Linked DNA regions of Homo sapiens: region 1 is linked to region 2. A link is a contact called in ENCODE Hi-C or POLR2A ChIA-PET data. All regions are on one chromosome and are shown on one strand. Each heading gives the region's core, a stretch centred on a gene start or an enhancer-like site at or near the end of the contact. The rest is flanking DNA. Distances are from core to core; before and after follow the strand shown. Region 1 has its middle 20 kb from the start of SLC1A3-AS1. Region 2 holds the start of SLC1A3 (solute carrier family 1 member 3).

Region 1 (4,395 bases), core at 1,265-3,764, 140 kb before region 2:
TTTGTTCTGCTTTTTTACTGTTCACATTCAAAAGTGACAGTTCTCATTCACTAAACATTGTTAAACGCATGTCCTTCCCCACTCCCTCCTGCAACCCTTTCCCTCTAGAATCCTTGTTTGCCTTCCATTGTCTTACCAGACCTGATTGTCTCCAGCAAGGATAAAGCATGAGGGAACACTTCAAATTGTGTGTTAAATATTGTTGGAAATAGCATGTACAGGTAGTAATGTCATAGTGTGACAGAGTGATAATCTCTTCTTGGTTATGTCCTCAAGCACCAATTCAATTTGGCTCAACTCAAAATATTCATTGAGCACCTGCTGTTCTCCATGATCTGTCTTAGGCATTTGGGACATAACAGAGACAAAGAACAGAAAAAAATGCCTGCAATGTTTTGTTAACCTTAGCCCCTTTAGATGGAACAAATGAATTTTAAAAATTGTAATCATCCTTCTGATAGGGTGAGATGAGGGATGCTCCACCTTGCTTTTCACTGGTACTCACTATGTACAACTCACATGATTAAGTGCCTAGGTAAGGAACCTTGAGTACTTGACAGAATAAATTGAAGTGACTCCAGGCCATTGAGTGAAAGCTCAGTTTGAAAATGTTTAGCTTGCAGATCAATAACTCATGAGAAAGAAACAGCTTTGAAAAAGTTACAGTCTGTGATCTATGAGGGCATTGTGCCCTGGGAGGACTTAATGGACATGTAGGAGGTATGTTGGGTTATTCTGACTGGGAAGACTTCACAGGATTCTTTAAGTAGCTCTGCTGGGCCTCTCTGGGCTTCTAGAACCATCATGTTCAAATGGGAGCCATGTACCTATGATGAATACATACGTAATGTTTTAAAAGACATGTGAAATGGACTCTTGGTTATTGGTAATACATTTTAATTTTGGAACAGATATATGCTGGTTTGGTCTAAAACACAAAATTCTTTCCAGGAGAATGCGTTGTAATGGGCTGTAGCTATTGATTCAATAAATATTGATCCCTACTGTGTCAGAATATATATTCTGTCTCTATATACTTATAGACATATATGTATATGTATGAATCTGTATAGAGAGAGAATACATAAAAAATTGGTAGTAGATACTTAATACAGTGAATTTACTAAACATGCAGCACATACTGTTTACGTTGCTTCTATGATAGTCATTTCTGCCTTGTATATTCTTACCTTGTAGAGTTACATCATTCTTCTTGTTTGGATTTGGGTTCCCCATCTAGTCTCTGAGCTTTCCTGGGTTGGACTGTATAGTCCTGCTGGCTGTGCCTCTCCCCACTCTACCCCTTAGCAGTAATTAGCAGAGAGCTACTACTAAGCATCAAACGGGGCAGACATTTAGCTGAGAGCAGTTACAGTTCTCTAAAAGCCACTGCCTGTTCTGCAATTTTCTAAGGTAGTGTGTTGACACGATGGGAAATTGATAGAAAGACGTTAGAAGAAAGTATAATATGTCATAAGGCAGTCAGTGCTTCCTAAACTTTAACGTGTCTGCAGATCACCTGAGGATCTTGTTAAAGGGCAGATTCTGCCTCACTGGGTCTCCGGCAGGGCCCGTGAATCTCCATGTAACAAGTTCCCCAGTGAAGCCACGGACTAAACTCGGCAGGAGCAAGGGTATGTGTAAGGGCAGCATTGGAAATCAGACCTTTCAAAGGTAAAGAACTCAGGACGCACCCCTGCCCCAACCCTGGCTGCCCACCCCAAGCTGGGCCACCTGGGATGGCACCTGGCTGGCCCCTGAGTACTGTGTGCGTGCGGGACCCACAAGGGCCCGGCCCCTCTCCCTTCCCCCATTGCCCCAGAACCTGCCGGCTGAGCCTGAGTCGGAGCGCAGCCAGGTGAGGTGGGACGTCTCCACCCGCTCCCCCTGAGACCTGGCAGACCGGTTTTACCTGTCCTGGTCCGGAGGAGGCTCCCGACTCCACTGCAGACAATCCCTCCTCCTCCTCCCCGCCACCGTTCTAGTCGACTACTCTCTTCGTTTTGCTACCTGACACTCCCAAAGCCGCAGAAAGCAAATCCCCAGCACAGCAGCTGGTCGAGCACGGGCTCCAGCGACGTGTGTGAAACTGTTCAACCCAAAACACAAACACCAGCCACTGACATGTTTTAAGAAACGCTACAGTTGGATGACTGCGGAACCAAAACAGACCAAATGGGAGGCAAGAAGGGAAAGCAATTGGCCCAGTTCGGTTGTAGCAGCGGCTCGTGTTACACTCCCTTTGCCAGTTAGCGTCGTGGGCGTTTGTTGCTGTGTTAATTACAGTTCCTCCCGGAGTCGGAGGCGAGAACAGCCCTTGTGGAACAGTTTCAAGTGGAACGTTCCACCAGGAAGAAAACAACTGCCTTCCTCCCCAGCTGGGGAGGGATTCCGCCAGCCGCACTCGGGCAGCCCTGCGGTGCGCGCGGACACCTGCGAGCCGGGCACCCTCGCGCCCCTGCAGCGCGGCTGGAACTGGGACGCCGGGCTGGGGGCCGTGCCCAGGGGCCAGCTGCCGGGACGAAATAAAGCCTTGTTGGCTCCCCCTGAGGGACATGCCTGGCACAGCAGGCAGAGCGCACTTTTCAGTTTTCCTGTTTTCTCTAGAGTTCCTGGGAGCTCCCGGGAAGCAGCGGGGCGCGGGAGGAAGATTGTTTTATCTTCGGATGGGCGGGATGAGAATGGGCGCCAGGGATTCAGAACCAATCAGGGACAAACTTGAGACGGCGCAGCAGGGTGGAAAGTCCACGGTTGGACTTGATCCGGTTCCATATCCTACCTCTGCCTCTGATCAAGTGTGTGACTTTGGGCAAGTTGTTCCCAAGTTGCCCAAAGTCGTTCCACTTTTCTGAGCACCGTAGTCTCACACCTACCTCAAAAGATAGGGAAGAGGTCATACACCTATGTGGCATTGGCTACGTTACCGGGACCCTTCTAAACATATGATCCTCGCAGCAACTTTATAAAGAAGTACTTTTTAAATTGCCATTTCACTGGATCTGTTCTGGGTGATAGTTAGTCGTCATCAGAAATGTGATACTGTGGACGGAAGCATAAGGTTGTCCTCCCCTAGTAACAGTGATCTGTATCTCAGGAGGCTCCCTGTGGTGGGGAGTCTGGTGTCCAGAGCAGGGCTTGTGGGAGAGGGAGATGGAAGGGCTGAGTCCTAGAGATGTTAATGAATGTGCCCACGGTCACACAAGCTGATGAGTGGTAGGGCCAGGATTGGAAACAAAGTGGTCTAGTTCCAAAGTCCATGCTGTAAGCACAGCACTAAACTGCACGTTAAATGATAATGTGTATGTAAAGCACCTGAAGAATAGCAGGGAGGTTGGTGGTTTTTATTGTTTCCATTATTACAGACACATAAACATCAAACTAATCCGAACTAGCAAGGAAAGTGGCAGAGCTGTGAGGGTCCAGGTGATTAAGGAAAATCCATCAAAGGCAGCTGGACAGGAAATGAGAAATAGGAATGTGGATCTCAGCTCTAACTCCATCAATGTAGTCATGCCACCATGCAAGGTGTATCCGCAGCCTAGACGTGGTTAAAGATCCTAGAAAATCAATTAGGCCAAGCCACAGGGTGAGGATGGCTCAGCAAGAAGGGTATGAGTCTATGAGTCTACACCAGTCTCCTGTTACCAACCTGTTCTCTATCAGCTACTTAGTCCAAAAATTCTGAACTGTTAGTTTTTCTACTATTTCAAAAAATACATTTGTCTGCAGTGCTATTTGGGCTTCTTAAGAGTAAAATTCTTGGAATCAACTCAAAAACTGCAATCTAAAAACCACGGTGTGCACTAGAAACTGCCATTTATGCACACTTATGGGCTGGCACAGACACCTAAAATAATATATGGGAAGTGCTTCAGAATGAAAGCTCTGGGTAATGATATTTTAAAAGGATACCATACATGTTTTGATTGGAATGATAATCTTCCTGGGAGAATTTTGTCATGAATGTGTGACTTTTGCTCACAGTTTCATGTCCTTCTTGGTAAAGCTATTTTCAGAATAGCACAGGGACAGGGTAGAAAAGGATCAGCCCAGGAAACAGGTGAGAGTGGTACAGTTTCTGCCTATGAAGAATTGCCATGGAGGTGGAAGGCAGGTTTTTGGGTTCTACAGAGAGCTGCCTACTGATTTTTCACCAGGGCAATGCCCATTCATCAGGATAATCCAGGGCTAGCTGTGAATTTTTGCACATGGAATTAGCTTCCTATTGCTGCTGTAACAGATGACCACAAATCTGGTGGCTTAAAACAACCAAATTTATCATCTTACACTTCAGTATGGTAGAAATCTGACAAAAATATGTCTCGCTGGGTGGTAATGAATGTGTCAGGCTGCAGGACTGTGCCCCTTTCTGCAGGATCCAGGGGCAAATCCATT
Region 2 (3,809 bases), core at 550-3,049:
GTCTCTTCTTTGCACTTCAGTGTCTGGGAATCACCCACAGAAAGCCAAACCTCCTCTTTGGTATTAGAAAACACAACTAGAATGGGAGAAAAAGAGACATGAGTTATAGCCTCCAGGGGTGAGAAATCAGTGCTGCTCCACACCAGGCAAGCTCTTGGCAAATTGCATAATCTCAGCAGGAATCAAGGACTGGAGAGCCACAATACCAGACCTCAAGGTTGCAGTGTGCATATTTTAGTGGACCACGTGTGAGAAATGTGCATAAATTCGGAATATATTCTATTTTCTTTTTAAAAATCCGTCCTTCCCCTTCCAATGAGGCTATAAAAGGGTTCTTCAGAGCTAGATCTGACTGAGAACCCCTATTCCCACCCTCCCCCGCAGAACCCAGCTGATGCCTTGCACAACGTACACAATCAGTAAATGTCCAATTGAACTGAATGCACAGAAAGTATTCAATCATTACTTGACAAATTATGCTGTATACATGGTTGAAAGCATAACCAGGTCAATAAAAATAATTAAGATACTGATAGGTGGGAGTTGTCTCTGTTACATGCAGTAAAGTAACCAGCTATTTTCTTCATTAAGAAAAAAATATAATAATATCTACTAGTAAATATGGTCATAAAAAGAACACAAGTGCCCACAGTACATGGGAAATACATGTGACTATTTTACAGGGTAATTTTTTCATTTTTTTTCCATGAAATAAGCAAAGTGCTCTGGGCACATCTATAAATCATCTGAAATCACAATTCAGCTTCGTTTATCACAAGTAGAAGTATGAAGTAGTGTTTTTCTTTGTGACACACATGCTGGAATCTTCCGAGGAAACTATCGCTGACTTTTTAGCGTTTTAAAATTTAGGATTTCTAGAACAGATGAGATGAAACCAATTTTCATTCCAAACATTACAGCTTGTGGTTTCTGGTTTCTTTAAAGCACTCACGCTATTTAACTACATTTCAGTAAATCTCTTTCCTGGTGGAAATCAGCTGTTCTGAAAAATCAAGGGATTCCTCCTGGTGCTTTACAGGAGCTCTAATCCATAGCCCTTCCCATAATCAATCCGAGTGAAAACCAGCCGTACCATGGATGTGTGTCGCTGCCAACGCAAGCAGCCAGCGTGTGCGCCTGTGGGGGAGGTAACTGGAAACCAAAGGACTCCTCGCAAATGACTTCTCGCAATCCCAGTGCAGGAAAAAAAAAGACTTGTCTTAACAGTTTGCCTTTTAAATAAAATTGCAAGTTGGGGTCAGTGATACTAAGACTTCTAATTTGTTTAAGACTTCACACTGGATTAAATGCTTAGGGAGAAGTGAAGACCGGGAAATAGGAGAGACCAGATTTTTTTTTTTTTTAAACTAATAGCTCTGATTCCTCTTACCAGTCACTTTTAAGCAGATCCGCTCAACCTTGATCCTTTTCTAGATCTCGCGCCACAATCTGCCCCCAATCCACCCCGAATGACTCAACTCCGAATTAACAGCGGACCCGGCATAAACAGACACCACACTCTCACGACGTGAGATGACTAACAAGGACTTTATCTACCAAAATGGCTAGCCTTGATTCAGGCTACTCCTCTGCTTGGAAGGCAAAATACATCGGCAGAGAAGTGAAAGGAGAAATTAAACCCAGCAGGAACACAGAATGTGACACTTACCTTTTCTGATTTTGTAAGGGGTGGAAGATATCAAGCAGTAACGAGGTGAATTCCCCAGCAGGTACAACGGAGCAACAATCCGCAGCGCGCGTAAGCAGGCAGGCTAGCCCTGACAGTGTGCATGTGCTCTGAAACTGCAAGTTACTATCAGGGCAACTTAAGAAAAGGGGAGGAGTCTGTGCCCGGGAAAGGAGGAGTGGGGAATGGAAACCGCACAGGGAGGAGGGGGAAACCCCGAGGTTTCTGGAATATTGATTAATCTTGGCACACCAGAAGCAGGCTTGCTGGCTTTGTTTTGCTCCTTAGACCACTTTCACGCTTTGTCAGTTCACTGTCATTAGAAATGCAAAACCGGGACTAGGAAGAATTGAAAAATAAAGCGCACACAATCGGAAAGCTGAAAGTCTTGATTAGAACGTTTCAAAGACTTTTCTAAGGCTAAATTTAATTACCTCACATTATTGCATGTTTCCTCCCTTTCAGGGAAGACGAGGGTGTGCTCTTTAGCCTGGTTGTACAACTGTTACGAGAAAGTTCCTTTTTCGAATCGGGGAATTAACTGACGTTTCTTGGGAAGACACTGAATGCAGACAAGTATGTAGAAAAAAAATAATGCTTACTACGATTCTCTAAATTTGTCTAAAGTTAGGGACATGCCTCTATTTCAGCAGTTGAAACTTCAAAACTTCATTTTAACAAACCTAATTTAGCTCACACTGCCTGTGTTGCAAAGACGGAAAAGGTAGCAAATGTAAAGAGACTGGAATTTTTGCCAAACTAGAAAATGAAAAGCATTTTAAGACCAAGAGTGCAAAGTACACTTGAGATTTGGTGATTCAAAAGATAGGTTGCTGTTCAGATGTCTCCATTTTAAAGGATGCTAAATGTTCTCCCTACCACACACAACTTTTTTAGAGCTAAAAAATTCTCATTGCCTTGAGAAGGTAACTTGAGCTTCTAGTCCACTTTTCTTAAAAGAAAAATAAATTGTGAAAATAGATATTAGAAAATAAAAAAAAATTTTTTTGAGGTGACTTATTCCCAAAACTTAAATCTTCTTTAGAAGGAAGAAAATGGTTCATTAGAAACAAAAATTTATACCAGAATCACAGCCTGAGGTTTGGATTCTTGTTCACTGAATTTAATATTCCCCATGCAAAATATGCTCAATTCTTGGTCTATTATTCAACAAGAAAGTATGTCTTTTTTCCCCTCAATACAAATCTCTGGAGATCATAAAGAAATATCTCCTTTCACCCTCAACTGTATGTCCTTTTAAACAGCTACTGGTTGGAAAGCAATGGTGAATCATGTCAATGCTTTAAAATTACAAATCAGCAGCAATTATAACAGCTTTCTAACATGCTATCATTTTAAGAACTTACTGAAAGTACATGCTTTTGACATTCCCAGCCCTCAGTGACCCTTCCCTTCCTCTGATCTCCTAGGTCACTGAGCATCTATACTACATTGTTTAGCACTTAATTATACCATGTTTTGTACTGCATCCTTCTTTTTAAGCTCATGTTAAGTTTTGGTTTCTCAACTAAATTATAAGTTCTTTGAGGGCAAGAACTTGTCTTATACCTAATACAGAGTCAATATTAAGTAACTCTTTTTAAGTGGGTGGAATAATATTAGGATGTGAAACAAAACGCTTTTCAATCTTTTGTGTTAAAACACAATTACTAGTTTTTACATTGGTGCCTCTGGTTTAGGTGCATGGAGCCATTTCTCAATGCCATGACTACTTTTAAAAGCATTTATTTACTATACCAGGTCCTATCTGAGCCATGAGTTTAGGATTAATTTGCACACCCCCCCCCCCCACCGCTTTTTTTTTTTGGTGGAAATGACTTTGACTTGTATTGCAAGGGAACTCGAAAGAGAAATCTGATTTTAAATGGGGTTTCAAGCCCAGTGGCATTTCCATTTTTTGTTTTTATTTTTGTTAATAGGCAAGAAAAAGGGCTGGAAAACCACACTTTGGTTAGCATAGAGATGGGAAGACCCTGGTGCCCTTTCTTTTTCACTTTTTTTTTCCTCTCTAATCCCTAAAGCTTGGTTAAAAACCATTTCATTATTTCAGTTTGTGTAGACATTATGGGAGTCTGGTATTCTGTTGAGAAGGGAAGTAATT

The links. Hi-C counts contacts between places; a loop is a spot of excess contacts on that map. ChIA-PET counts read pairs that join two places held with the same protein, here RNA polymerase II (POLR2A). Pooled maps may share reads with other maps.
Region 1: a loop to region 2 is called in a pooled map, with 2.4 times the contacts of the local background. The contact joins the enhancer-like site here to the promoter of SLC1A3 in region 2. A Hi-C loop is called at or near these places in 3 of 50 pooled maps. POLR2A ChIA-PET finds 5 or more read pairs at or near these places in 2 of 52 experiments (GM10248 and H1).

What each region holds. Positions count from the first base shown.
Region 1 is chr5:36,742,915-36,747,309 of GRCh38, reverse strand. No RefSeq gene overlaps it. Among named protein-coding and RNA genes, the nearest start is that of SLC1A3-AS1, 20 kb to the right of the region's middle. RefSeq lists a silencer at 2,503-2,592. Within about 2 kb of position 2,514, at least 24 of the 41 ENCODE cell types and tissues checked have a DNase peak (open chromatin) inside an H3K27ac peak, as active enhancers do.
Region 2 is chr5:36,604,596-36,608,404 of GRCh38, reverse strand. It overlaps SLC1A3 (solute carrier family 1 member 3), which reads right to left and starts at 1,799. Exons shown (of 10, transcript NM_004172.5): 1 at 1,670-1,799; 2 at 1-76. RefSeq lists an enhancer at 1,593-1,692.